Linked DNA regions of Homo sapiens: all the other regions are linked to region 1. A link is a loop called in an ENCODE intact Hi-C map of the cell type or tissue named here. Cell type or tissue: endothelial cell of umbilical vein. All regions are shown on one strand.

Region 1 (4,000 bases):
AGTCCCCAGTCGCCCTCCTGGGCAAACATCATCCCTCCACCATCAATGCATGTGCTTAAGCAATAACCGTCATCTTCTTTACTAAAACAGGATTTTGTGGCCAGGCATGGTGTCTCATGCCTGTAATCCCAACACTTTGGGAGGCTAAGGCAAGAGGATCGCTCGAGCTCAGGAGGTTGAAGCTGCAGTGAGCTATGATTATGTCACTGCACTCCAGCCTGGGCGACAGAGTAAGACCCTATTTAAAACAAAACGAAACAAAAAACAACAGTATTTTGTTTCTGGTGAAGACAGCACTCTAGTATACATATATCACTTTAAGGTAGTTGCTGATGTCCACACTTCTTTAAGAAATGACATAGGGCCAGGCACGGTGGCTCACGCCTGTAATCCCAGCACTTTGGGAGGCCGAGGCGGGTGGATCACCTGAAGACAGGAGTTCAAGACCAGCCTGGCCAACATGACGAAACCCTGTCTCTACTAAAAATAACAGAAATTAGCCAGGCATGGTGGCCCCCGCCTGTAGTTCCAGCTACTCGGGAGGCTGAGGCAGGAGAATGGCTTGAACCTGGGAGGCAGAGGTTGCAGTGAGCCGAGATCGCACCACTGCACTCCAGCCTAGGTGACAGAGCGAGACTCTATCTCAAAAAAAAAAAAAAAAAAAAAAAGAAAGAAAGAAAGAAAGAAAAGAAAAGACACAGATCCCACCTCAAGGCTGGCAAAATTATCTTGCCTCAGTTTAAGGCAATGTTGGAAGATTGAATAAAAGCAGAAATTAATCGTGGGATAGTTTAATCCATCAATGTGATCCTATGGCAATACTGATTTTAGTATGAATCGCCACCATTTATTGGGGATCCATGCTGTGCAGGGCATGTCAGCAAGCTGTGTGTATGTAAACAGCTAATCCCTAGAGACACACATCTGGAACTTGCTGCTAGCTCCATTTGTCCCAGATGAGGAACCTGGGGCTTGGAGAAATCAGGGAATCAGCCCAGGGGGTGAGTGGAAAACCCAAGATGAGAACCCTTTAGGGTACAAAGCATCTGATCTTTCCACCACCCAGTTGTACTTTTTCAGATATAAAACAAAGGAAAACATTTAACAAAAAAGGGTGTCAATCCCTCACTTCGTACCTTTACCTCAGAGTAGTAATATAGGAAAAGAAATAAAAATACAGCTAAGGTTTCTGAGACCCTCTTTCTTTAAACCAAAGAGTTGTTAAACTTGGTGGTGGGCGGGGAGAGAGAGGGTTAACCCTCTCTGTTAATATCGTGGATAAAAACATCCGGCCTGAGAATTACCAAATACATACGTATTTAAATAGATAAAATAACTTTCCCATTAACACCATCCACATTGTACTACGGAAGAAAATACCGTTTTTATTATTCACCTCATTCCGGTGATTTGTCCATTGAGGGAGGGAGGGCTCTTCTAGAAAGACAGCAAAAATCTTTCTCTAGTCCTTCAGCCTCAATTGATTGGCTGTTTTTGTACAACCCTGCCATCTACTGGAGTAACTCAGAATTACAGGACACTCTAGAAATTTTCATATGGGCTAAAAATGTTAACATCTCAATTCTCAGTTAGTGATATGAACAGCCCTATTTTATTAATTAATATGTTATCATAGGGCAAGACATGGTCAATTCCTGGGTATGCACTGAAACCACATACCACATACCAGCCTACAAATGTTGCTGAAGGGTTTCATACCAGAGCAAATAGAAACAGACAAGCATCTATCAGTCCAAGTTTCTTTTTCTTTTGAAATAGAAAAAAAGGATCGCAAAGAATCTGCCCTTTGTAGAAGGATAAAAACATTTAGGGAAGCGGCAAAAGGAAAACATAATCACTGTAATTCTCCTGCTAAAATATAGCTATGCTTTGAAATTTCTTTGTGTTTTAATTATTTACAATGATGGAATCATATTACGCTTATTGTACTGTAAATGGATTTTTCTATTTAGTAACAGACATAATCATCATTGTTCCAAATGCTTTAGTCCTCACAGCTTAGGTCAATGTACATCACTATTTCACTTCAGTTTCATGTGGACAGTAGGGTCTCTACTTTTGTCTCTTTTGGGTGTTTATCCATTCAATCAACCCCCAGATACCTTCTATTAATAAAGCGGCAACGGAACAAGAAGCTCAATATTTTCCAACCTGCTAGGTTCCCCATCTTTCTAACTGTCCCTCACATGGAAGAGGGGGAGTGGGGTGGAGGCGAAGTTGAATCACAGAACAGAAAATAAATTAAAAGACCAGTTTCAAGAGGCATCTCTGCCCCCAAACCGCCAGTTCTTAGGGGTGCCTTAAATATTTGGACTCTGTAGTGACTAAACTGGAAAACACTAATCCCCATTTTAAGAGGAACAGGGAGATCACTGGAGTTATTTTCAATGCCTCTGCTTTTCACAGAAAACAATAATGTAAGCCATAAGCCATTAAATGATTGCCTCCAAAACTATTCTAAATTCTAAAAAGAGCAATACCATTACTAATTAAGTGTTATTAAAGGCAAGAATACTCAACATATGGGCTCAGTTTGTTAGCAGTGCTTTTTCTCTTCATGTACTTGCTTAACCCGGGAATAGTTTGTATGTGCCTATTTTGCAGAACCTGGAAGACAATTTTATTCTTAAAAGGATGCTAAAGGTTTATAGTTGTTTAATATCTTCTCCTTTGACACATTTTGGGTCATATTAATGATTTGCTTGATTCTGAGGCCTTGTTCAGGAATATAACCTGCAATTAGAACATCATTCCTATGGGAAAATATGCAACACTTGGCAATGATTTACCTCACAATGTGGTTTCCAGGAGACCATTATGGAAACAAAAAGCAGTATGTCTGTACTTGACTTTGTAATCCTGTGAGGACAAGCATGATCCTTCACATTACAGAAGGGAGATGAAGTCTCAGAGCTGGAGCGACTTTGCCTCATAAAAAGCAGAGTAGAGGCTGGCATCTCAGTCTTCCTTCCACAGTGCATTTTTCTGAAGTTATATTCTTGGCTTGGTCAAGGGTATGGACCTGGTGTCTGGGTTTGAGTCTAGGCTCTGTAATTTACTAACTATGCACAGGGCACGTTGCTAATCTCTCTTTATTCAATATCCTCGCCTGTAAAATGGGATGATGATCATCATGGCACATTATCTCATAGAGTTCTTAGGATGCTGAACAGATTAATAAAGCACTGGAGACAGTGCCTGGCAGATTTAAAAAAAAATCTTCAATAAATGTTTGCTACCGTTATCTACATGGCCAATGAAATTGTATGCTATTTATTGTAAGTTTCCCAAAACATCAGCAAAGGTATTAACACAATTTAGATGACACTAACAAAATCAGCTATTTCCATTTGATAGGTGCCTACTATATGCCAGACACATTACACACTTTATTTGTTGTTTTATCCCCATTTTAGAGATGGCAAATGGGAATCTCAGAGCAATTAATTAATTTTCCCAGGGTCGCACAGCCACCAAGCAGTAAAGCCCGACCTAAAATGCAGACTCCTCCATTGCTAAAGCCTGTGGGCATTCCATGCACTAAGCTAGATGACAAAACTATGTTAACCTTTTTGCATTACTTATCTGATGTGGCCTGCCAACAATTTCTTTTTAAACTACAATTTATTTTATTTATTTAATTAATTTTTTTTTTTTTTTTGAGACAGAGTGTCTCTCTGTCGTCCAGGCTGGAGTGCAGTGACATAATCTCAGCTCACTGCAACCTCCACCTCCCGGGTTGAAGCGATTCTCCTCCCTCAGCCTCCCGAGTAGCCAGGACTACAGGCACCCACCACCATGTCCTGCTAATTTTTGTATTTTTCGTAGAAATGGGGTTTCACCATGTTGGTCAGGCTGGTCTTGAACGCCTGACCTCAGGCGATCCTCTCACTTCAGCCTACCAAAATGCTGGGATTACAGGCGTGAGCCACTGCGCAGGGCCTACGACTCATTTTGAAATTTTTTGCTTTCTGAGTGT
Region 2 (4,000 bases), 150 kb before region 1:
TTCCATTTTCAAATAACACTACTGCCTCATTGGTAATGCAGTTATCTTTTAATAGACTATTCTCATTTCCTCCCTCTCATCCTTTATAACATTGCTGTCATTCATTTCGTTTATCCATAAGTTATAATCACTGACTGTATTGCTTTTATTACTGTTTTGAACAGACAGCTCAATTAATAAACTAACATATTTTATCTTCATTTACTCCTTCTCTAGTACTCTTTCATTCTTTACATAGATGTGAGTTTCTGACCTATATCATTTTTCTTGTCTATGAAGAAATTTCTTTTTAACATTTCTGGTAAGGCAGGTCTACTGACAACAAAATCCCTCAGTCTTCTTGGTCTAAGAAAGCTTTTATTACGCTTTACTTTTGAAGGATAATTTTATAAGATACAAAATTATTTGTTGATTGTTTTTTTCCTTAAACATTTTAAATATTTTACTCAACTCTCCTTTTTGCATAGTTTCTCAAGAGAAGTTCCATGTAATTGTTATCCTTGTTCCTTCATAGGTAAGGTAATTTATTTCCTGTGGACTCTTTCAAGATTTTGTCTTTGTCTTTGATATTATGCGGTTTGAATATGCAATGACTAAGAGTTGATTTTTTGGCATTTATCCTGCTTAATGTTCTATGGGTGTCCTGGATCTTTGGTTTGGTATCTTTCATTAATTTTGAAGAATTTTTAGCTACCATTATTTCCAATCTTTCTTCTGCTCATTTTTTTCTTTTTTCTCCTTGTAAGCATCTCACAGTTCTTGGATATTCTTTCCTTTTTAATTTTTATTCTTTTTTTTTTTCAAGTATCTAATGACATATGTCTAAGCATACTGATTCTTGTCACTGTGTCTAGTTTACTCATGAGCCCGTCAAAAACATTCTTCAGCCGGGCACGGTGGCTCACGCCTGTAATCCCAGCACTTTGGGAGGCCAAGGCAGGCGGATCACAAGGTCAGGAGATTGAGACCATCCTGGCTAACACGGTGAAACCCCATCTCTACTAAAAATACAAAAAATTAGCCAGGTGTGGTGGTGGGAGCCTGTAGTCCCAGCTACTCGGGAGGCTGAGGCAGGAGAATGGCGTGAACCCGGGAGGCGGAGCTTGCAGTGACCCGAGATGGCGCCACAGCGCTCCAGCCTGGGCGACAGAGGAGACTCTGTCTCAAAAAAAAAAAAAAAGAAAAAGAAAAAGAAAAAAAATTCTTCATTTTTGTTACGTTGTTTTTTATGTCTAGCATTTCCTTTTCATTCTTTGAGTTTCTATCTCTACTTACATTGCCCATGTGGTCTTGCATGGTGTTCACTTTTCCATTAAACCCGTTAGCACATTAAGTAGTTATTTTTAACTCCCAGTTTGATAATTCCAAAATTTCTGCCACATCTGAGTCTTGTCCTGAGGTTTGCGTTCTGTCTTCTTCTTTTTTTTTTTTTTTTTTTTTTTGCCTCTAAGTATACCTTGTACTTATTTGTTGAAAACCTTGAAAACCAGACATGATGTATTAGATAACTGTCACAAAAGTAAACAGAGGTTTAGTGTGAGGTTTTATGTTTCCAGGGCTAGGAGTTACGGCTGTGTCTCATGTTCATTTAGCTGCAGTTTTACCTGGTGTCCTTGTTTTTGTCTCCCTTGTTGTCCTTAGGTTTCCCTAAAAACTGATTTTTAAATAGAATCTGTGCTTTGCAAATCTCTCAGTTATAATCCACTGATATTATACTGGAGTCTGTCAATGTGTTGGTAAGGTATTATGGAGGGGAAGCATTCTTTTCTCTTATAATTACATCTCAGGGTTTTTTAGGAGCTGTGAATCACTGGGATGTGGCCTTCAGAAGAGTTACTCAGCCTTTTTTAAAGGACAGGAATTCTGCCTTCCCCAGTGATATGGTTTGGCTATGACATCACCCAAATCTCATCTTGAATTGTAGTTCCCATAATCCCCGTATGTTGTGGCAGGGACCCAGTGGGAGGTAACTGAATCACGGGATTGGTTTCCTCCATGCTGTTCTTGTGATAGTGAGTGAGTTCTCATAAGATCTGATGGTTTTATAAGGGGCTTTTCCCCCTTTGCTGGGCACTTCTCTCTGCTGCCGCCAAGGAAAGAAGGACATGTTTGCTTCCCTTCCACCATGATTGTAAGTTTCCTGATGCCTCCCCAGCTATACGGAACTATGAGTCAATTAAATCTCTTTTCTTTTTAAATTACCCAGTCTCAGGAAGTCCTTTATCGCACCTTGAGAGCAGATTAATACATCCAGGTCATATTAGGCACTGGCCAAGTAGTTTCCCTTGTGGGCAGGCTTTGGTTAAGGAGAACAGAAAGTTCTGGACATATTTAAAATGGTTACTTTCCCTCTGAGCTTATGTCATAATGGTTACTTTTCCCATCCTTAGCCCAGAGCTGGTGTAGATTTTATCTGACCTTCACTGTAAGAACCGGATGGCATTTCCTGGAGGTAAAACTCAAAGAAGTGTAGAGACTACGAAGACTGGGCCCCTCTGAAGTTTTAATTCAAGCTCTACTTGCATGTCAGTGTTCCCGAGAAGCTGTGATTCTCTGTGTTTGCCTGTTTTTAGGATGGCAATTTGTCCTGTGACCTCCGTTCTCTGATGTATGTAGGAAGAATTGTTGATGAGTTTTTTTCCTATTTTGAGAACGGAAATGAGACTTCTAAGCCTTTATATGTCTGAGCAGAAACCAGAAGTTTCTGATGTTTTCTTAAACAGATTCTTCCTGTGGTTCATGATGTTAAATTATTGTTAAGCGTTTATACTCTGCACCCTGGAGTGCAACTAGATCTTAACATACCTTCTGAAGTTTTTTAAAGAATTTCTAAAAATTGTGATTGGTATGATTTTAATGTTAAGGGTGTTTTATTATATACTGATTCCATGAAATTTGTGATTAAGGAAACTCTGGTTTAAAAACATTTACTTGTCCAGGCGCAGTGGCTCACGCCTGTAATGGCAGCACTTTGGGAGGCCTAGGTGGGTGGATCATTTGAGGTCAGGAGTTCGAGACCAGCTTGACCAACGTGGTGAAACCCCGTCTCTACTAAAATACAAAAAAAAATAGCTGGATGTGGTGGCAGGCACCTGTAATCTCAGCTACTCGGGAGGCTGAGGCAGGAGAATCGCTTTAACCCAGGAGGCACACGTCGCAGTGAGCCAAGATCATACCACTGTACTCCAGCCTGGGCGACAGAGCAAGACTTCCTCTAAAAAAAAAAAAAAAAAAGTACTTAACCACCATTTCCCACACTTTTCTTGGTTTTTATTAGTTGGTATTGACAAAGCACCAAAATGATTTTAAAATTGAGCTCAAGTATCTGGAAGACGATCTCCTTTTGCGCCTTTCTGCGGCAGAGGGAAGCTTTCTGGATGACACCAAACTGGTAGAGAGATTGGAGGCAACAAAGACCACCGTGGCAGAGATAGAGCACAAGGTAGGAAGGGCAGAGGGTGCCTGGCAGATTCTAATGCTCTGTTCGAATGAGACATGTGGGGTGGGCAGTGTGATCAGACTTGGTAATTCCTCTAAGAGGACCAGCGTGTGGAATTCAGGTGATTTAATAAGCTGCAGTTGGACTGTGTGGGATTGTAAATGGAGATGGAGATGGTTGAATGTGTGCTTCTCCTAATTCCATAGAGATGTCATTCAAATTAGACACTGTCCGGCTATTATTTTTCCTGGGTGACCAAATGTGAAGAAAAGCTGAGGCCTGCTGGCTTCTATGGCTGAAAATCTGAAAAGCCTTAGCATCCGGCTCTTCCAAACTCATATCCTACAGTTTCTCTGCAGGTTCTCCAAGCTGTTGGACATTTTAAAGAAATTCTTAGAGTGAAAGTTTTGTTTACAGGCCTGCCGTGGCAGGATACCGAGCAAAGGATAATCTCCTGCTGTACTCAAATGCACTATTCACCCCAGGAAAAATGACATTTCCTAAAAGCCAGTAGAAATTTTTATTAAATAGGCTTCCTGCTAATGTCCAACATGGGTCCCA
Region 3 (4,000 bases), 230 kb before region 1:
GCTGTGAATTTGCACTGCTTACCACCTCTCATCACCAGCCTCATGAGGAGGGACCAGTAGTTTCCCCTGGGATGGAGGCCCAAGAGTAAATAATGCCGCTGGTAAGGGGTACATCTGCAGTTTGACACCAGAGCCCATAGTCTTAAATCCTTCTTTTGACTATTGCATGAATGTTTGACTATTGGGAAAGCAGTAAAAGAAGAAAGGAAACAGAATTTTTAAAGGAGCAATTTTGTGGGCAGGAAGAAGTACAGGAGGGTATGCAGTATCTTACCAGATTTTTCAGAACTGGAAATCTAGCCCAGGTCCTAGGATTCAAACCCTTTGTCCCTGGCTCCCTCCGGAATCTTCTTCTCAGAGCAAAACAGCACTATGAAGAGCTTAGGACAAGTGTTAAAATGCAACACTGCCCATTTTATGCATTGTAAGTTTTCTTTCTTTAATAAGCCACCATGCAACCACAAATATCTTATTAATATATTCTTCTACCAGCCCTAAAAGGAGCAAAAAGATCAAATAGATTGTGTAGCACATCAGTTTGACATATTTAAAATTTAACACAGAAATAATTTCTGAGAAAAATGTTCAAGACTTACTGTAGGTATATGGCATTTAATGTGACAAAATTGTCCCAAGTTACACTTCAAAAAGAGAGAAAATAGATTCTTTCACCTGCCCCTTTCTCTTTTGCCCTTCCTCCCTCCCTCCCTTGAATACAGTGCTCTTGAAAGCCCAAATTTAGTATTACAGACCAATGTAGTCATCTTTGCTGGTCTTGGGAAGGTATAAAATCCTAAACTGATTTAGTGCTGACCTCTGGGTATTGGTTTATATTCAACTCTGCTGTTTGTCATTTTCAAGAGGAATATACTGGGCACTTGCTTGAAGTGCCAGGTGGCTGGAGTACTTGGTGTGGCAGAGACTACTCCTGCCCGAGAACTGTCACACCAAATAGCAGAGATCTGTTTATGTTTTTGTGTTGACAGTGAGCCAACTGAGAGAGTAGAAATTAAACACGTTTTCTTAATGTGAGGGAAAGCAGTTTCATCTTTGCATTTGATTATGCGTTGGAGACAGCATCGTTTTCCAGAGCATCTTAGTGGGGAAACCTTGAGTTTATAACCATTCGATACTGGCACTCTGCTTATTTTTATTTTTGCCATCATCATGATTAGCTGCTAAATGACTATAAGTGGTTATCAACTGGTTTTTATTAAGAGGCCAAATCTAGCAGGAATGATATTCTCCCCTCACGTCTCTCAAAGTGAAAAATACAGCATTGCGTAGCCCTCGCTGCGGCAGCACCAGCAGCAACTCCTCTCAATTCTCCCCCAACGCCCCCCACAAAAAAAAATAATAAAATAAAATAACTGGAGATAAATGAATGGCAGAATAAATAATTTATGCTAATGAAATTACTGCAATTAGTAGTTCTACAATGACCCTTTTAAAAGCCACAGCTGTTAATGTCAGGAAGTGCTGTCACTACTGACCTTATCATAAGAGAAAGTGACAAATTGAGAATGCAGGGAAGACCAGTCATCAAAGAGGTCTGTTCTGGAACGATTAGAGTTTTCTGAAAAACAGTGTGAATTACAACCAGCTGCTCCCTGGCTCAGCGAGTCTCCCATGCTGTGCCATTTTGTTAAGCCTGATAACAATAGTTATTTTGCCCCATTGAGACAAGTTGTCTCAGGCCACTTTCAGCTCTACCGGAAACCACTTCTTCCATCCCCGATTTACAAATGAAACTGTTGTTAAAGAGAGCTTTCAGCGCCTCCAAGGAGCCTCCTCATAAGGATCATGGTTGGGCAGAGGCCAGAGTGTTTTTTTTTTTTCTTCTTTCTTTCTTTTTTTTTTTCCCTTCCTGTAAGGAGGTTACACTTGGCTGAGGAATTATTTATCTATATTGTAGAAAGGTATGTGTGTACCTTTAGTTCCCATTAAAACAAGACAGGACAGGAGTAAATTCCTGCACATGTCTGTATTGAAGTCAAGCTCTTGTAAAAATAAAGTCTCCAAAGGATTATGATTTATATGAAGTTTATATAAACTTCTTCATAAATTTTATTTTTCTGAGTTCACTGTTTGGAAATATATTTGTATCTGGGGTCCACTAGAAACCAAGAATATTTGGAATTTATATCACGTTATTTTTAACTTTTGTTTTAGTAATACATTATTTCAGTTACTAGTGAGATGGATTTTTAATACGCAGCACAATGCAATATGTGGGTATTCCAAACCCACTCGGGAATTTGTCGTGATGTTGGAAAGTTGATTGTTTAAAGACATTGTTCAGGAGCAGTTGTTTTTCACCAAGAATTGGCTGGTCTCTCTTCACACCTCTGCTTGTAATATTAATGGTGCAGGTTTGAAATGTTTGACTGCATCACCAGCCACGTGTGTGCAATTTTCCCAAAGACGTCTGAGCATTATTGACAACACTTTGGTAAATTATGTGTGACTTTCCTAAGAGTTGGTGTAGCTCATTTAATTCATATTAATTGATTTGTAGGCTTCCCTTGATTAACTGAACCTGGTTCATCTTGTACAGAATGCAATAAATAATCATTAAAATGAGGGAGATGTGACTCTGCAAATTAAAAAGTTAACTACTTCAGAAGTCATAGAGGACAAAATGGAAAGAATGTATAGTGGGGGGTCTTCCAGTAACTCATTGAAGGAGAGTTGCTCTTTTTGTGGGTTTTCTTTCCCAAATATGAATAGAAATGATCATGATATTTTTCTCCCAGAAGCAGTGACATTTATACCCTACTATCCAGTTTGTTTTTACATGAGTTCTCATAAAACTGTGAGTTTCTAAGTTTTGGCTTTTTTTTTTTTTTCAGTGACTTTGCAGGGTTATTGCTTCTCTTTGTCTAAAGCTTAGTTTGAAAGCAATGGCAGAAATATTTCTCAGGATATTGTGTCTGTTTCTCCACCTTCTCTTTCACACACTCGGTAGATAAAAATCAAGTTGTGAAGATCTGTATATGCTGGCTTTTGTATTTGGTATGTGGAGCACATAAAAACCCTTTGTCCTACTTGGCAAGAAGAAGGTTACTCAAGCTGAATGCTTTATTGTAATCTCCCAAATCCTGTGGATAGCGCTTAAAGATTAAATAAGTTTTCGTAGGTTATACTATCATTTTTTTTTCTGACTTTTAGAAAAAAAATGATCATTTACTTGATTTTTTTTAAGTTGTATTTTTAATTTGAGAGGATTTCACATGAACTGTAATGTTTGTGTTTTCAGCCAGTGCACAAAGACTCTATTAGCCTTTTCATGGCACATGTTCACACCACTGTAAATGAAATGAGTACCAGATATTACCAGAATGAGAGAAGACACAACTATACCACCCCAAAGAGTTTTCTAGAACAAATATCACTGTTTAAGAACCTGTTGAAGAAGAAGCAAAATGAGGTATCCGAGAAAAAAGAACGCCTGGTGAACGGCATCCAAAAGCTAAAAACCACAGCCTCTCAGGTATGACCAGGATGTGTTATTACTGAGTAATATTTATGCTGTTTAACAGAAAAATATATTTCCTTTTGAAGCACTACTAAATCCATTTCTATAAGATGCCAGCTGGTGAAATTTACAGTTTCATGACACCAAGAATACACTGCTACTGCTTTCAAAAGCCTACAATGGGATTGGCCGACTCACAGCTGGATTAGGGTGAAACGTTCTCTTCCTGGCCTGACTCAGTGTAAGGTAGTGTGGGATATTGAAGGGAGCAGACACAGCGGATTGCCTCTCTTGTCTCTGACTTCTTCAGTGCACGGTACTTGTCGTCAAGGTTCTTATCATCCTAGGATGGACCAGTATCTTTTTTGGTCTCAGATTCTCAACCTCCAGTGAGGGCATCATTTTCTGGCTAATGACTGTGGCGAGATCCCAAGGTAGAGCTGTTCCTCCCTTAGTGACTTGTCTGCTCCTCTTACACATCTGTGTCCTCAGTCCTGAGGCCCCTGCTCCCTCGAAGGGCGA
Region 4 (4,000 bases), 380 kb before region 1:
ACTCGTCTTTTTGAAGTGGCTCTTCCAGAGTACAAACAAATGAAACAGTGTCGCAAAGAAATAAAATTGCTCAAGGGACTGTGGGATGTCATTATTTATGTTCGAGTAAGATGTGCTTTTTCAAAACATGCTTTTTATTTAGTAGTTCTTTTACATATGCAGTTTGTGGAGCCTATATTATTCTATTTGGGTTTTATAATGTCTTGAAATATGTGGAAATTAGATCCTCACCCCAGCCCCAAATTAGAGTTCATGTATCTCTGTTAGTGGATGATTCTTCTTTGAATACCAGTTGTTTTTATTTTTAGTTCAGGATGAAACTTTGTTTAATAAGCTGACTGCCTCAAATCCTTTGGGGAGATTGTAAAGAATATAAATAAAATAAAAATTAATATATAAATATATATTACATGTGTAGTCATCTGTGCATACCAACTCATACATATTCCTATGCTTATACTTACATGCCTGGGCATACACAAACAGACCCTTCCTAAAAATAATTTGTATGTGGTTAATTAAGTTAAAAACTTAAGTGAAAAAGTAAGTTCTAGGGAATGAGGCATATTGCAACAAGCACTATAATCTTTTATGTTAGTTGAAAGCCATATAGAAATATATTAACAAAATATAAAATATGGTCAAGAAATGGTTGATGAGAGTTTTGTTTATAATGGTTGAAAATTGTCATGTGAAAGCTTATTTAGTTACATGTAGAATTATAAAAGTCTGTTATTTAATAATCTACTTATCAATTTATTCAAAGTACACAGGATTAAGTGATAATGATGGTATGTGTATGGAATTTATCATCGCTACTAGAAATTAATATATCATAATGTTTTAGCCTTTAGCTTGACGTGTTCTGACAACTTTTTTGTTTTGGTGATAGGGAAGTTTTGACAAGTGCAGTTAATATTTTAAAAATTGACTTTCCACTGGATGATAGAGTTACAGTGTATCATCAGTTTATATATTTTGCTGCAGAGACTTGCTTTCACCAAATGTTGTTGACACTTTTATCTGCTTTTGCGTTTTCAGAGAAGCATTGATAATTGGACTAAAACCCAGTGGAGACAGATTCATGTGGAACAGATGGATGTAGAACTCAGAAGGTTTGCCAAGGCGAGTTCCATAACTGTCTATTACAACAATTTATCTTTCTCAGCACCACCTCCTTCCATCTTCCCTAATCTAGTATCTGGTGTATTGGGCTGCATGTACTTATTTACTTCTAACAGAGTGATAGCAGACAGTGTTTTTTTCACCCTTAGCCAGTTGCACTTCTAATCAAGCCTGTCTTTCTGTGAGTGAGTTGATAGAAGCATATTAGGGTTAATGAATTTATGAGAAGCTACTCTAATTATGAGCTTCCTACAGCTTCCTAGAACAGAGAGGAACATTATCAGGGCCAAGGGGTCAGGCTTCTGAAAGCTTTTGATTTCTTTGCTTAGCAACCATAAACATTTTGTATCTGAAAAGGTACCTTTTGGCTCTGGAATTTGGGGCAACTAATAGGAGCATGCCACCTCTGGATTTATGCGGAATACTATGATCTTTGTTCTTATTAATGACTCTGGTATCCCAAGGGGGCTCAACATATACAGAACTGAGCCTATTGTAATTTGGTACTTATTGGAATTTGATGTCTATTCTGCATAGCCGTATGCCCTCTGAAGACAGAGCATCTTTGGATAAAGGCAAAATGCATATCAGTGAAAGGCAGTTAAAAGTGACAGGACCATTTGCTTTTTTTCCACCCCAGGGCTTCCTTGCCTCAGCTTCTACCCACTCTCGCCTGTATTTTCCCCCATATTATGCCAGTCCCAAAGACCCAAACTAAAATGTCCCTTCATTCTTTCGGATGTCATGGGGTCACATTGTCCTTTATTTCGTGCTAAGTTCTAGTTGTTTTCTTATGGGTTTTCTCATTCACAATTGCTGATGTTTTTCCTTGGGCTGAGAGGACCAGCCAAGTCAAAGGACCTATTTGGCATTTTAAGATGATGAAATATTTAGGTTTCAAGAAACAGGCACTCAAAGGTAATCAACATTCCAAGGCTGTTGTTTAAATGAGTCATGTATTCCGAAGGAGGTCTTAGTAATCTGATAACAGTCTGTTTCCATTTACTTATGTTTATAGAAGAAACATTCTTCATTGCACGTGTCCTGTGAACTCTGTTACTTACCTGTGTTTCCTCATGGGACATTCAGTTAGATCTTGTGAATGAGAAAGCAGTGTATACAAGTGGCTTGTACGGAGTGGGCTTGTAATGTACAAATGAGTGGATCCCTTTTCGTTTCTCTGGTTTTGCTCCTTGGTCTAGGAGTTCAAATGCTTTCACTCTTTTCTAATCCAGGAGTTGGGAAATATATGTCAAAGGAGGCAAATTATTAATATATACTGTGTTATATCTTGGGAGCTAGGTTTTTTCCTCCACTTTTCTTTAGGAAATTTGGTCACTCAACAAGGAAGTCCGCGTCTGGGATGCTTACACGGGCCTGGAAGGCACAGTTAAGGACATGACAGCCTCCCTGAGGGCCATCACAGAGTTACAGAGCCCTGCCCTCAGGGACAGGCATTGGCACCAGCTGATGAAAGCTATTGGGGTCAGTATCCTTGGTCTCACTAATGAACCTTTTTATGACTGTGAAGTGTTACTTCTTGGTTTGCATCATCTGAGATGAAGTGTAATTTATGAAAAGACCCCCCTCAGCATAGCCTCTACTTGCTGTGTTATGCCTTTTTGCTGTCTAGAAAAAGTCGCCTGATCCGACCAACAATTTAGAAAAAGGCACCCTCCTCCAGGCTGTCCCCAGGACAGCAGAGCGGAGGCTGGCTTCCATCTCCATTTGTCATCTGGGCTGGTGTCCACGTTCAGTACACAGATTGCACAACTAATCAGGGTGGCCCTATTACTCATCTCTCCTCATTCTTTCTCAAGGACAGACCTAGCTCCCTGGCTCCCAGCAACTCTGGAGTGAGGCCAAAGTTGACACAGAGATAGTCTGGCAAACTCATCTAGCTTTCTCAGGACTTTCCAGATTTTAGCACTGAAAGTATCACATCCCTGAAATCCACTTGCTAGAAACCCCTCAGTCCGGAGCAAATCAGGGCATTTGGTCCTCTTATGCAGAGGCGTGGATGGTGCTAAGGAATGTTAGAGGGTAGGGAGGGGCAGAGGGTGGCAGCTTCCAAGAAGCAGATTCTGGATATTCTTAGCAAAAGCCGGAAAGAAAATGGCTTTCCTGCAACCCATATGGCTGGCTCAACTCTTCACTTACAGGAGACATGAGTGAGTTTGGGTATGTCGAAGAGCTGAGGATGTCTCAAGGACCCAATATAGGGGAGGGAAGGAGAGTCAATGTGAGAGAAGGGGAGTCATTGTCACAAGACAATGTGGAAATGAGAATTATTTTTCACATGGTAAATATGAATAATGACACTGTAAGACTATTTTTTTTGCCAATGAACTGAGATTAAATTAGTGATAAAACTAGGTTAAATCACAGAAGCAGCTGGGAATTATGTTCAGTGAATAGGGTTCTTTAGGAAGAAAAGACAAATGAGCCACTACCTGATTCCTGGGATTTCAACCAAATTATAATAAATGAACAATGAGATTCTCTTTAAAAATGGGTTTTGTGGGCAAAGGAGATAAGAAACGTGCCGACAAGGGAAAGATGTGAAACAAAGAAAATAGTGTAGCACGGATGTGACTAAACTGTGGCCCTTGCTTCCGGCAGGTGACGCCTCAGGAATTGTGAGTTAAAAAGGAGTGTCTTAGATTCTCCACGTATTTCAAGACGAGAGATGTACTCAGCACCTGACTTGAGTATATTTTAGTTAAGATTCATTTCACCAGCCTTTAGGCAAAAGGAACCGTTCATATATGTGGAATATAAAGTCTAACTTTTTTTCCCCCAATCAGGTCAAGTTTTTAATAAATGAAGCCACAACTTTGGCAGATTTGTTAGCACTGCGGTTACACAGAGTGGA
Region 5 (4,000 bases), 1.2 Mb before region 1:
AATATAAATTGATATCTCCAAGAATTAAGTCCACATTTTCTAATAGGCAGGTGGCTATTTTGAGTGAAGCAGCCAAGGCATTTTGCCTTTTAACCTTCCTGCATGGAAAGTCAATTTCTCAACTGCAACTAGATACCTTCAGAACACTAATGATCAAATCTTATCCCTGCAGCAACTTCGGGTCCGGACTCTCCTCAGGAATCAAACCAAAAAGCACTATTTCACTAAAAGAAGTGAAGATAGTTGGCCAGACTAAATCCAGGTATTTGGACATAAATCTCAGGTGGCTCATCTGCCTTTTCCCAGGAAAATGCGGCCCCAGCTTTCATCAGTGTGTGCTTTGTCTTGATAGAAATGCATAATCATCAAAGCTAAGTATTTTTTTTACCTCAAATATAAGATCCTTTAGCACTGATTTTAAAAGTATTCGTAAACCACTTATAAACTACGAATGAAAAAATAAAGGACGACACAGATTTGTAGGGGCAAGAAAGGTGAGTAGGGAAGGACTAGATCATCTGCATCGAGATTTGAAAGACACTTGTGGCTTACTTGCAAAGCTTCTTTTAGCATTGAGCGTACGAGGGAAATTCTGTTCTTGATGACAGCGCAGTGGGAATTCCCACTCCAACAACCCATGAAATGTTACTGCATAATTATTCACCTTCTGAGGCCCATTACGACTTATCAGCAGAGAAAGAAATTTAATTTAAACTCACCCCTCTGTGCTAAAGAATGACTGGGACATGAGATCAAAGCGCGAAGCTCTGTCCTCCAGTGGTTTGCAACACCTAGGCACAATAGGGTGAGAGAACGCGGCATTCCAGCGCTTCCCAGCTTTCCGGACCCCGGAGAGAGGGGGTGGGGGTGTGGGCTCACATCGCCGGCTGGCTTGAGGGAGGAGAGTGGTGGCGGCTCCGGAGGTGGACGTGTCAATTATATCCTGGAGCTCCGGGAAGCCAGATTGCTTCTACCGGCGGCTGCAGGGGCTTGCAAGCGAAGATAGGCGGCCCTCCTTCCTTCCCCACTGTGGGGGATTGGGGTCAGTGGAGCCCGTGGATTTAGCCACGAGGGGACATGACTGGAGCCCTGTCACGCGCAGGTGTGCGTCTCCGAGAGCTCTTTCAATATAAGTGCGGGAGAAGATTTATGCTGCAGCCTCATCACAGGATGCCTTAAATGCATGTACATAGTGCGTATCTAACCACCCATAAAAGCCAAGTTTAATCCTTGGCATGTCTCGAGAATACAAAGTGGAACCCACAGATCCGAACCTGTGCGATGACTTCCAAGACCAGAAGGCCTAAGACCTAGAGGCGCCTAAAAGAGTCAGGGGGTGGGGCTGGGGAAAGGTTTACCAGGAGCCAGCTCCTTTCCTCAGGCAGCCCGGGGAGAGGCAGGTACATTCTCCAAATAAAGACCTTTAAGCGGAGCATGACGCTCTTCTCCGAAGGGTTGATCTATCTTGATCTCCTTTCAGATGTCACCAGAATAGGGACCTTCAGAATGTTGGTAGCAGTCCCCAAAGACCCAGAGGCCCAGAGTCGGGAGAGAAGAGCATTGGGAAGGAAGCCCATGAGAGGTTGTTGGGTTTTGGGTGCAATGCAGTAGAGTTCTGTTCAACAGGTTCAGTGATTCTACATCTGTGTCCATCCACCTATCTATCCATCACTTTTTCTGTTAGTCCCAGGGTAGCTAAACTTTTTTGATATCCTGAAACTAAAAAGCGCAGAGTTTTCACAGCCAGTCACACTTAATTGCGCCTTCTTTATGATAACAGTGTGGGGAAATGTGGGCAAGTTCCTTCACTCGTCGAGTCTGCCAACCCCATGATAAAATGACAAGAATAAATCTTGCCACCTATGGAGGACGCTGCACTTTGACGTCGCTGGGGAGAGGAGGCGGGTGCGAGTGAACACAAAGCAGTTTGGCCAAGAAAAGAGCACAGGAGGTGAAGAAAGGCAGGCAGTCGTGGGCCAGGACAGAGAGAAAGCTGAACAAGTTCAGGAAGAAGAATCTGAGTCTGTCCACGCCGCAGCAGCCTCCGGTGGCACGGGCAGAAAGATCAAGCGCGGCACCCCGTGACAGGATGGGACAGATTCCCCGGGCTCCGAGGCCCTAGGATGGCGCAGGGCAGCGGGCTGGTGCGGGAAAACTACAGAGCAAGCGAGGGAGGGAAGCGAAGGCAGGGGAATCCCTCACCCCGTCCGGCCCGAGTGTCTTTTGAGAGCCCACAGGCGAGCGGGGCGGGGGGAGGCTCCCCGCGCATTCCCACCGTGGGTTTGCCCAAGGTCAGAGGCCCGGGACTGGCGGGGCGGGTCTGGCCGGCATTGCCCGCGCTGAGCGCGCTGCAGAACGGGAGCAGGGCACAGGGTGGCGCTCGCTGTCCGTGCAGCGGGCGGAGGCGGCCGCGGTGCCTTTGTGTGCGGTGGGCGCGGCGATGGGCTGCTCCGGCCCGCAGCCCGAGGGGAGCGGCGGGCCCGGGCCGGGGCCAGGGCTCGCGGGGAGACCCCAGACCACCACCTCACTCTTCGCTGCTACGTGCAAGCGGACCGTGCGGATCGCCAGTTCGGAACCCTCCCCGGGAGGGCCCCGGGGTCTTTCTCAATGTACTGGGCACTTCGAGGAGCTGGGAAGAGGAAAGCGGAGGGTAGCGTTTAGAAAGGGAGGGAAATCCTCCCAGGCTCAAAACCTCTCGCAGAATTCATTCGAAAAGAGAACGAAGGGAACTTTGGGCAGGCCGGACCTCGGCTCAGCGCCCTGCGAGAGAAGCAGAGGTCGCTGCCAGCGTTTCCTCCCGCGCAGCAAGAAATTGGTGCCTGAGAAGCAAAGTTGAGGAATGGGCTTTTTAAAAGCGGCAGCCCCAGGCCGGGCGCGGTGGCTCACGCCGGTAATCCCAGCACTTTAAGAGGCCGAGGCTGGCGGATCACCTGAAGTCAGGAGTTCGAGACCAGGCCAACATGGTGAAACCGGTCTCTACTGAAAATGCACAATTAGCCGGGCGTGGTGGCGGTCGCCTGTAATCCCAGCTACAGGGGAGGCTGAGGCAGGAGAATCGCTTGAACCCGGAAGGCGGAGGTTGCAGTGAGCCGAAATTGCGCTGTTGCACTCCAGCCTAGACAAGAGCGAAACTCCATCTCAAAAAAAAAAAAAAAAAAAAAAAGCAACATTTCCGGTAGATGGACTTTCAAAAACGGTACTAGAATACCAGGAAAAAGCGACAGCTTGTAGCGGGGCTTTATTCCGAGTTCTAGGTCACCTCAAGCCCTCCCCGCTGTCCCTAGAGCTCTCCCACTGTTCGTTAGGAACCAAAGCAAAATGTATAAGGCTGCTTTCCTCACCGCCAAGAGACTCCGCAGAAAATTAAATTAAATTAAACATGCGCCGAGGGACTAGGGAAAAATAGATCCCCCCTCCCCGCCGCTGCAGCAAATCAACATTTCTGCTCACAGGGAGAGCAGCGAATCTAAAGACATGGCCACTGACGCGCATCCCCTTAAACCGCAGCGGCTAGGGTCCAGGATGGCAAGGAATTAGCGGCTTTCCTTTAATCCGGAAGCAGGGAATAAACAGGGAGAAAATTCTGAATCTTATTTTTAAAATAACATCAACTATTTATATTGAGCAGTCTTCAAAAGATGCCACCCAAAACCAAAGCCCTGACTTTAAAATGGGTACAGCATTACTATATTTCGATTCCTTACTTTAACACCATTTTCTTGAAATACAGGCACAGAATTGATCTTCTGCGCCATTTTTTAAAAAGGAGGGAGATTGGGAGGGAGAGAAGGAGGAAGAAAGGAAGGAAGGAAGCAACTGCAGAAACCATACTTTTAAAAAGAGAGAGAAGGATAAAGATGTTGGTAATATCTGGGTTTTTCTTAGGAGTGTAAAGAGAAATAATGCCTGTTTGGACAGAAGCAGCAAAAATCAGTAGTAAAATGAACAACCACAGTTTATTCAAAATACCTGCATCAAATCAATCCCTTTTTGAGGCTGT
Region 6 (4,000 bases), 310 kb before region 1:
CCGTGCTCCAGCCTAGGAGACAGAGCAAGACCCTTTCTCCAAAAAACCCAAAAGACTTCTAAGATGCTCATTCCATTGATCAGTTCTCAGTCCTCATCTTTCTTGACCTCTGGCAGCATCTGATGCAGTTGGTTATTCTCCACTGCATGATATACTTTCTTCACGTGGGTTGAGGACAACACCTCTCCTACATCTCTCTCCCCTCACAGCGCTTCATTGCTGGTTTCTTCTCATCTATAAAATGGGGGAAAGAAGAGTACCTGCCTTATAGACTACTGTGATGATTAAATGCAAAGTACCTGGAAAAATGCCTACCACATAGTAAGCACTATATCCGTGTTTCCTATTATGTTTTATTGTTATTATTTCCTGGCCAACCCAACTCACGTTAGGCATCACAGGCCCCAGTCTTTGGATTTACTTTCTCTATATTTTCTCCCCTTGTTGATTTCAACTAGTCCCAGGGCTTTAAAAAAACTCTCTCTATGCTGCTGACTACCAGATGCCCAGGCTTCCTCTCTCCTCATCTCTGGACTGACCTAAACAACTGCCTGGGGCATCCCAAGGCTCTACTGGAGGTCTCCCAGGCTTCTCATATTTAATATATCCAAAATAAAAATCTTAGTCCTTCCACCAACTCCTTCTTTGCTAGTTGTCTCATCCCAATAGGTTATACCTTCATGTTCTTGCAGTAACTTGGGCCAAGACCTTTCAAATTATGTTCGAAATCTAAATGCTTCTCAACACAATGCCACATTCCAAAAAGCAAAACACAGCTGGCACTTACGTTTGATGGCTTAATTTGAGAAATAAATTAGTATAGTATGCAGCACAATTCTGGTTCTCTTTGTAACATTTTTATCAACAGGGCAATCTTATTTATCTGGCCCACCTGTGCCCCCTTAGTTTTTAGAATATTTTTCTCAGCTAGCTTGTCCATAGGAACATTTTCAATGTCCCAAGGATTATCTAGCCTCTTGGACTGTTTACCTGTTGTAGAAGTTTCCAGGTTATCAGGAGATACATCTGGATATTTCTACATTCTAGAAAATCTCTCAGTCCTTCTGCCACGTGGGCCTTGGGTCCCAGTTTTTTGTGTTCAGGTGTCTGTTTCCTGACCTGTCCCATCTCTAAGGCCATGATAGAGAGGCTCAGTTATTTGTTCTTAGATCTCCAGCTATATTTTATCTAGCTTTTAGTCAAAATCTTTTTATTTGATGTAACCCAGATGTCATTTGAGGCCATCCTTTCTTATGGAGATTTATGTAACTGATCCATGTACTGATTTCTGAAAATTGCCGAGAATACTCCTTGGTAGTCTCCTCTTGTCTGAATGTCTGTAGGTCTGCTCTCTTCATCTTATTTTAGCCCATATGCAGACAGCTCTGCTCCTTCTTGACTTCATGAGCTTATTAAATTCTCTGTACACATGAAGATTTAAGAGATGGGACCATGCCTCAATTACAAAGCCTTCTAGTGCCTTGCCAGCTCTACCCTCTGGAGGTCCACACCTTTGACTGTGGCTGTCCCTCCTGTGTACAATGGGAGAAGAGGCAGTTATTCTGTGGCAAGAGCCACCGCTCTGCGTGTGAGCGGCCCTGCCAGCCTGTCTGCCTTCCCTAGCCTGACATTCTGGGAAATGAAGTTTTCTCCATTTTTATCTTGACTATACAAAATCCACCTGCTCCTAATTACCTAGTGTCTAAAGCACCCTTAGTCCTAAACACTGTGGTTTCTTTCTGTGTTTTCTCTTTCATGATGCAGACCCAGCTCCTTAACTGCTTCAGCCCTCCCCTCTCAGCAATGCAAGAGATCAGCCTTATATTTTGTCTCGTTTACCCTCATTTGAAAGTTTCCCTCTACCTGTCTCTCAATATGGCTCCCATAGCACATTACCATTCATTGCCCTGGCCAGCAGCAACCCACTTGGGTCCTCACAGATCTTTCTGAAAATCTTTCACTATTTCTCCAACGCAAATCTTTCACTGTTTCTCCAGTGCCTTTAAGTGACAGTAATAGCATTAGTCATAGCTAACATCTCTTGAGTATTTTCCATGTTCTAGGCATTATACTTTTACCCATTTATATTTATAATCCCTTTTAAATCCTTGCAGAATCCAATAAGGTTGGTAATATGATTATTATTTTTACTAGATGAGGGAATTGGAACATAGGATAATTAACTTGCCTAAAAGGGATATGCCTGGTATCTGAATACTCACAGTCTGGCTCCAGAGCTATTGTACCTCTCAGTGATATTTAATAGATTTTTCTTGAGTCAATGAAAGGTATGGAGGGAAAGAGGAAGAGAAGTTGAAGAAATAGACAAAACTTAAGACTGAGCAGGACGTCCCTTTCTCCTCTTAGTATGGGCATTCTCTGTCTATGCAGCATCCCATTCAAGGAATTGCAGCCCATGTTGAAGGTAAAAATGCCATCACCTCCTTCCATTAAATGTTAAAATAGTCAAGTCTTTATTTTTATATTCTAGGATACTAAGGCTATGCTAAAATAAAAAAGAATACTTCCCATTTTTATAATTCCTCCAGGAAAAGGGAGGGTATTTTTAATAAATATGCTTCAAAACATATTCAAAATATGTATGGGCTTATGAATTTTAAAGAAAATTACACAGAATAAACAGCTTCCTAATAATTTGCATTTTGCAGTGGTTTGCATTTGTCAATGTGCATTCATATTCAATGAACACATTTAATTTCATCAACATTCTTTTTATGGTAGATTTGTATTTCTTGGGGAAGCTATCACACTGAAGCCATCAGTTGGAATATTTATTACTATGAACCCGGGTTATGCTGGTCGAACCGAATTACCGGAAAATCTCAAAGCTCTTTTCAGGCAAGTGTTATGCTTTGTGGCTTAGCATCTGGTGCACTCATGCCACCTAATGTTGTTGGTTTGCACTGTTAAGTGGTTTGCTTTTACTTGAAAATTCCTAAGGAAAATCCTATATGATTTCCTTGGGCTCCTTTTATAGACAGAACTTTCACCATGATAAATTAACCCTTTTGAATTATAAAACCAGGACTCAAAATCAGTATTTAAAAGTTACGTGGTATATTTGCATATTTACTGTTAGCTATTTTGTAATGCATATTTTTATTATAAACATAATCTTTCATAATTTTTTTTTTCTTTTTTTTTTTTTAACAGTCAAAGTGCATTTTATTGCCAACAGAACACTTCAGGAGGAAATGCTAACACAAAGCCAAGGCGCTGGTGCTGGCTCATTTTTGCTCCTCCTGACCTTGGCCAGTATTTGGTAGCCTTTCCAGAGCACAGGGTGAAAGGCTAAAGGGCTAGGGCTGGGGTGGGGGGAGCAGGAGGGCATGGCAGCTGCTGGCTCTGTCCTCCCAGCCTGGTCCCACCCCTCCTGCCGCTCTCCTTGGGCTCAAGGGACACACATTCGTTCAAATCTGACGGGCAAAGCCAGGGCCTAGCCCACTCTAGCCGCAGGGTCCCCTCCCTGAGGGCCCTGGTCCAGAATCTTTCATAAATTATGAGCTGTTTGGAAAATATAGAAAAGAATAAAGAAAAAGTTACATCACCATCCAGAAATAATGATTGTTATGTTTTCTAGCCTCCTTTTATAATTTATATTTTGTGGGATTAAGATATTACAGTAGGCATGATTTTTCTTTAGTTCTCTTCATTTAATATTTTGACATATTTTATCATATTATTAAACAACCTTTAGAAATATCATTTTATGTAGCTCTAAAATAGTCCCTCTCATGCCTTGTTCATAAATTTCTTAACCATTCACTGTTGTCTGTTATGTAGGGTTTGTCTTTTCCTTTTTTTTATTATAATGAAGTAGCAGGCTGTAAACTTCTATTCACATGAAAAATTACTCTTATTTCAGAATAGATTTCTAAATGTAGAATTACTTAAGTGAATGATTAAAATCCCTATTGATGACCTGCTTTTCAAAAGTACTCTGCCAATGTATGCACTTAGCAGGAGTCTGTAAGAGAAC
Region 7 (4,000 bases), 490 kb before region 1:
TTTACCCCTGATACTTTCAATTTTTCCTTAGAGAGTTCTGTAGCCCTTGGTTGGTGAATTAGGGAGGAGTGAGCTGCCCCAGTATCAACCAAAAATGTCACTTCTCCCTCAGGTCCCACCTTCAAATTTATTAAGGGTTCCTGGTGGGATCTACTCAGAAGGTGCTCCTGCCCCCGACTAGTCTTCATCAATAGTCATGAGGGGTATCACCTTTTCTTTTTTCCATTTAGGACATCCTCTCTTCAAATGCCCTGTCTTTCCACACTTGTAACATCCACTCATAGTCTTAGGACCTTTTCCCTGCATTTCCCTTCTTTCTTTGTGTTGAAATCTATAATTCCCTTGTCTCCTAAGTGGGGGATCTTGATGTAAGTCTTTTCTGACTACCTCTTCCACAGTGGAAACCATGATTTTTGCTTTTTGTTTCTGCTTCTCTTCCTTTCTCCTTACAAAGACCCTCTGAGTTTGCCTCAGTAAATCCTCAGTTGGTTTCTCTTTCCATCCATCAATCTTTTGTAATTTTTTGGTAATGTCAGGCCAGCTCTTAATTACAAAGTTAACCTTCAAAAGGCATTGCCCTACTGGGTCCTCTAGATCTAATCCGGAGCATTTTCTCATCTGATCTCTGAGCCTATATAGGAATGCAGAAGGAGTTTCCTCTTTTTCTTGTTGAATCGTGAATGTGTCCTATGTCCTACGAGTGGACTCCTTGATCCCTTTAATTATTAGTTCCTGGAGATCCTACATTTGGGCGCAGTCCCTGGGATCATTATTATCCCATTCAGGATTAACATTTGGAAATTTTTGTTTGGCTGGTGAGACTTCTTGCCTGGGAGGGTGTTGCCTCTCCCAGATGGTCATGTCCACTCTCCTGATCATTCCCCTTTCTCTTCCTATGAATAGGATATTCTTGATGGACATCATTTCAGCCCAGGTGTAAGAGCTGTATCCTAGGAATTGGTCCAGATGGTCTGCTAAACCGAGTGGATCTTCTAGGAGTGGTTTCATTTTTTTCCTGAAATTCCTAATTTCAATACTTGCAAGAGGAGCATTTACAAAGCCAGTCTCTCCCTGTCCCATGGGAACTCCCCTAAGAGGGAACATGCTAGGTGCCTGCTGTGTGGAAGGAATAGGGAAGTTCTCAATATCCCTCTTACAGTGTTCTTTTCTTAAATTTGGATAAGGATTTAGAGGAGCAGTTGGTTTGGCTCCGCCATGGTGTCCAGGTCTTTCCTCCTCTAACCCTCCTGCTGCCCCTTGATTTTCCTGTCCCCTATTTTGTGAGATGTATGGAGGGGCATGGATGATAGGGTCCCAGGGCTTTTCCCTGGGTGAGGGATTTTTACTAGGCTCTTTTTCTTCTTCTTTAAGTGGGAATATGGGGCTAATTCCTTGATCCAGCAGAGAGCATAACCTGTCTCTTGTGAGGTTGGGGTTTTATTATTCACATAGAGAATTAAAGCTTGGCACACCTAATTTTTATCTGAGCCAAACTTAGGCCATAGGACTATGCTGGTAAATGTCAGAGGGAGTCTCTTTGGCTCCCTCTTTCCCTTGTCCCCTAGGCCTAGAATTTCTGTTTCCCATTTTTGGTCAGTCTGTGTCTGAGCTTTTCCCTGTGTTCTCAGCACCCCCTACTGGAGGTTTCTTGCACACCCATGGAATCACTTCATCCATTCTCTGGCCATTCTTTGTCCATTCTCCTCACGGGAGAACGGAACCATGGATTGGGACTCTGCACTTGCTTCATATCTAGGGTACATCTCAGTCACACACACTCAACCTCTGAAAATGCCCAACCACCAAGACAGTACTTACAGTCCAATTTTCCTCCCTTGGCTTCTGCACGAGGTTGCCTGGTTGCTGCAGTGCCTGCTTTTCTCCCTGTGTCGCCTCTGCTGCCTCCTGAATAACAGTCTCAGGTTTGTCTGTGGCTTCTGTGGGGAGCCAGGATGCCCGGACAGAGTGGGCCACCCAAATCGGGTGGGACACCTCTGCCCTCTCGGCTGGAGTCCCACTCCATGCAGGCACAGAGATCCCAGACAGGCCCCCAGGTTTGTGAGAAACACAGATTCACCTGTCCAAACCCAAAGAATGGACTTGGAGACACAAACAATGGAAGCGAGACTTTTAATGGTGGTCTTGCAAGATGGAGTGTCTGGTAGGCAGGCACACCCGGGGCAGTTACAGCAGGTAATTTATTTCCTAGCATCCAAATCTCACTGCAACCTCCACCCCGCCTGGTTCAAGCGATTCTCCTGCCTCAGCCTCCCAAGTAGCTGGGATTACAGGCGTGCATCACCACGCCCAGCTACTTTTTTTGTATTTTTAGTAGAGACAGGGTTTCACCATGTTGGCCAGGCTGGTCTCAAACTCCTGACCTCAGGGTCCACCCACCTCAGCCTCCTAAAGTGCTGGGATTACAGGTGTGAGCCACCGCGCCCAGCCTAAATACAGTTTGTTTGTTTTTTTAAGTAGGCCACTGCCTCCACCTTTGTACAGAGAAATCCCAGGTTCCTCCTGTCAGAACCTAGCTAGACCCTGGAATAAGATACCAAGACCAGGCTTGCCAACTGTGGCTTGGCATAGAGTTTGTGTTTGACCTGGGGTCAGGGCCTTGTCTACACACTTTTTTTTTTTTTTTTTTTTTTTGAGACAAGGCCGTGCTCTGTCATCCAGGCTAGAGTGCAGTGGCTCACTGTAGCCTCAACATTTGCATTACATGTTGATTTATATAATTAATGGATGGTGTTGCTTATTATCGATTGATTGTGAATCTGGCCACGACAAATTTATTCTAATTGTTTATTTTCTCAGATTATTTATGTAAATAGTAATAACTGTAAATAATAATCTATTTCAATTTTTTTCTTCCAGTGATTGTACCTCAGTTCATTTTACTGTCTTATATGTTGGCTTCGTCAGAATGTTTCATATTATGTTGAAAATAGTAATGATATATATAATAGCATTCTTATCTTGTTCCTGATGTATAAAGTAATAGTTCAGAAGTTTCTCCATTAATTATATGTAGGGGTATAGCAGGTAAAAGAAATAAATTTTTATTCCTGGTTTGCCAAGAGCTCTTATCAAAATGTGTTAAATTTTATCACACTGTTTTTATGCTTCTGTTGACCTTTTTTTTCTCTCCTTTAACTTTATGGAATCTTAAGTCATACAAAGTATTTTATTTTTGTGTAGTCAGATTTGTCTATTCTCTCTTTTATAGTTTCTAAATAACCTGTTGTACTTTTTAAAGTACCTTCAAACTCTAGGTTATAGAAATATTTTCCTTTTTTTTTAATACTTGGTTTTAAATCTTTGTAGCATGTATCTTGGTGTGTGGTATGACATGGAGGTGCATCTTCTTTGTGTTACTTCAGATGGATGTTTAATACAATATTGTATTGAGTGCAGTGCTCCTGTAAGTTTTAATATTTGTTTGTAACAATAATAAGGAAGACTAATGGTTTTTTCAAAGTTTACTCAAAAGTAAAAGCACACACGTAAAGAAAAAGAGAATGTAAAGAAAAAGAGAGAATATCTGACGTGGACCAACTTGAGCCTATAGATTTTTTTTATTGGTAAGTCAAAAGCAGGGCCAAGAAAAGAAATTATCCAAATTGAATTTTCTCATTATATTAGTCTGTTTTCATGCTGCTGATAAAGACATACCTAGACTGGGCAATTTACAAAAGAAAGAGGTTTAATTGGACTTACAGTTCCACATGGCTGGGGAGGCCTCACAATCATGGTGGAGGGCAAAGAGGAGCAAATCACATCTCGTGTGGATGGTGGCAGGCAAAGAGAGAATAAGGAAGACACAAAAGCAGAAATCCCTGATAAAACTATCGTATCTTGTGAGGCTTATTCTCAAGAACAGTATGGGGAACCCACCCCCATTATTCAGTTATCTCCCACTGGGTCCCTCCCACAACATGTGGGAATTATGGGAGCACAATTCAAGATGAGATTTGGATGAGGACACAGAGCCAAACCC

The links. A loop is a pair of places that touch in the nucleus more often than their neighbours do. Peaks named below come from ENCODE experiments on the same cell type or tissue, not always from the same donor. Only the 100,000 strongest peaks of a DNase experiment are listed, where the experiment ranks them.
Region 2: it touches region 1 in a loop (4-fold over the local background); 4 of 110 quality-filtered maps call a loop at or near these places.
Region 3: a loop joins it to region 1, with 4 times the contacts of the local background. A loop is called at or near these places in 31 of 110 quality-filtered maps.
Region 4: it touches region 1 in a loop (6-fold over the local background); 2 of 110 quality-filtered maps call a loop at or near these places.
Region 5: it touches region 1 in a loop (15-fold over the local background); 16 of 110 quality-filtered maps call a loop at or near these places.
Region 6: it touches region 1 in a loop (13-fold over the local background); 3 of 110 quality-filtered maps call a loop at or near these places.
Region 7: a loop joins it to region 1, with 8 times the contacts of the local background. A loop is called at or near these places in 8 of 110 quality-filtered maps.

Annotation. Positions count from the first base shown.
Region 1 is chr7:22,000,085-22,004,084 of GRCh38, forward strand. No RefSeq gene overlaps it. Among named protein-coding and RNA genes, the nearest start is that of CDCA7L, 56 kb to the left of the region's middle. In endothelial cell of umbilical vein, a CTCF peak has its summit at 1,521 (motif pointing left); a DNase peak (open chromatin) is centred at 1,407; H3K27ac peaks cover 628 bases.
Region 2 is chr7:21,849,190-21,853,189 of GRCh38, forward strand. It overlaps DNAH11 (dynein axonemal heavy chain 11), which reads left to right. Exons shown (of 82, transcript NM_001277115.2): 67 at 3,278-3,442. Among named protein-coding and RNA genes, the nearest start is that of CDCA7L, 95 kb to the right of the region's middle. In endothelial cell of umbilical vein, no CTCF peak of the experiment used is centred here; DNase peaks (open chromatin) are centred at 1,922 and 2,422; H3K27ac peaks cover 1,409 bases.
Region 3 is chr7:21,770,507-21,774,506 of GRCh38, forward strand. It overlaps DNAH11 (dynein axonemal heavy chain 11), which reads left to right. Exons shown (of 82, transcript NM_001277115.2): 56 at 3,260-3,493. Among named protein-coding and RNA genes, the nearest start is that of CDCA7L, 170 kb to the right of the region's middle. RefSeq lists enhancers at 1,246-1,878, 1,312-1,920. In endothelial cell of umbilical vein, no CTCF peak of the experiment used is centred here; no DNase peak of the experiment used is centred here.
Region 4 is chr7:21,615,168-21,619,167 of GRCh38, forward strand. DNAH11 (dynein axonemal heavy chain 11) reads left to right here. Exons shown (of 82, transcript NM_001277115.2): 21 at 1-105; 22 at 1,042-1,125; 23 at 2,452-2,610; 24 at 3,933-4,000. Among named protein-coding and RNA genes, the nearest start is that of DNAH11, 74 kb to the left of the region's middle. In endothelial cell of umbilical vein, no CTCF peak of the experiment used is centred here; a DNase peak (open chromatin) is centred at 2,114; H3K27ac peaks cover 1,785 bases.
Region 5 is chr7:20,775,806-20,779,805 of GRCh38, forward strand. No RefSeq gene overlaps it. Among named protein-coding and RNA genes, the nearest start is that of SP8, 9.1 kb to the right of the region's middle. RefSeq lists enhancers at 331-913, 914-1,494. In endothelial cell of umbilical vein, a CTCF peak has its summit at 2,356 (motif pointing right); no DNase peak of the experiment used is centred here; H3K4me3 peaks cover 477 bases; H3K27me3 peaks cover 3,670 bases.
Region 6 is chr7:21,688,023-21,692,022 of GRCh38, forward strand. It overlaps DNAH11 (dynein axonemal heavy chain 11), which reads left to right. Exons shown (of 82, transcript NM_001277115.2): 35 at 2,743-2,859. Among named protein-coding and RNA genes, the nearest start is that of DNAH11, 150 kb to the left of the region's middle. In endothelial cell of umbilical vein, no CTCF peak of the experiment used is centred here; no DNase peak of the experiment used is centred here.
Region 7 is chr7:21,506,179-21,510,178 of GRCh38, forward strand. The region is part of intron 5 of SP4 (Sp4 transcription factor); the gene reads left to right. Among named protein-coding and RNA genes, the nearest start is that of DNAH11, 35 kb to the right of the region's middle. In endothelial cell of umbilical vein, a CTCF peak has its summit at 1,657 (motif pointing left); a DNase peak (open chromatin) is centred at 1,633.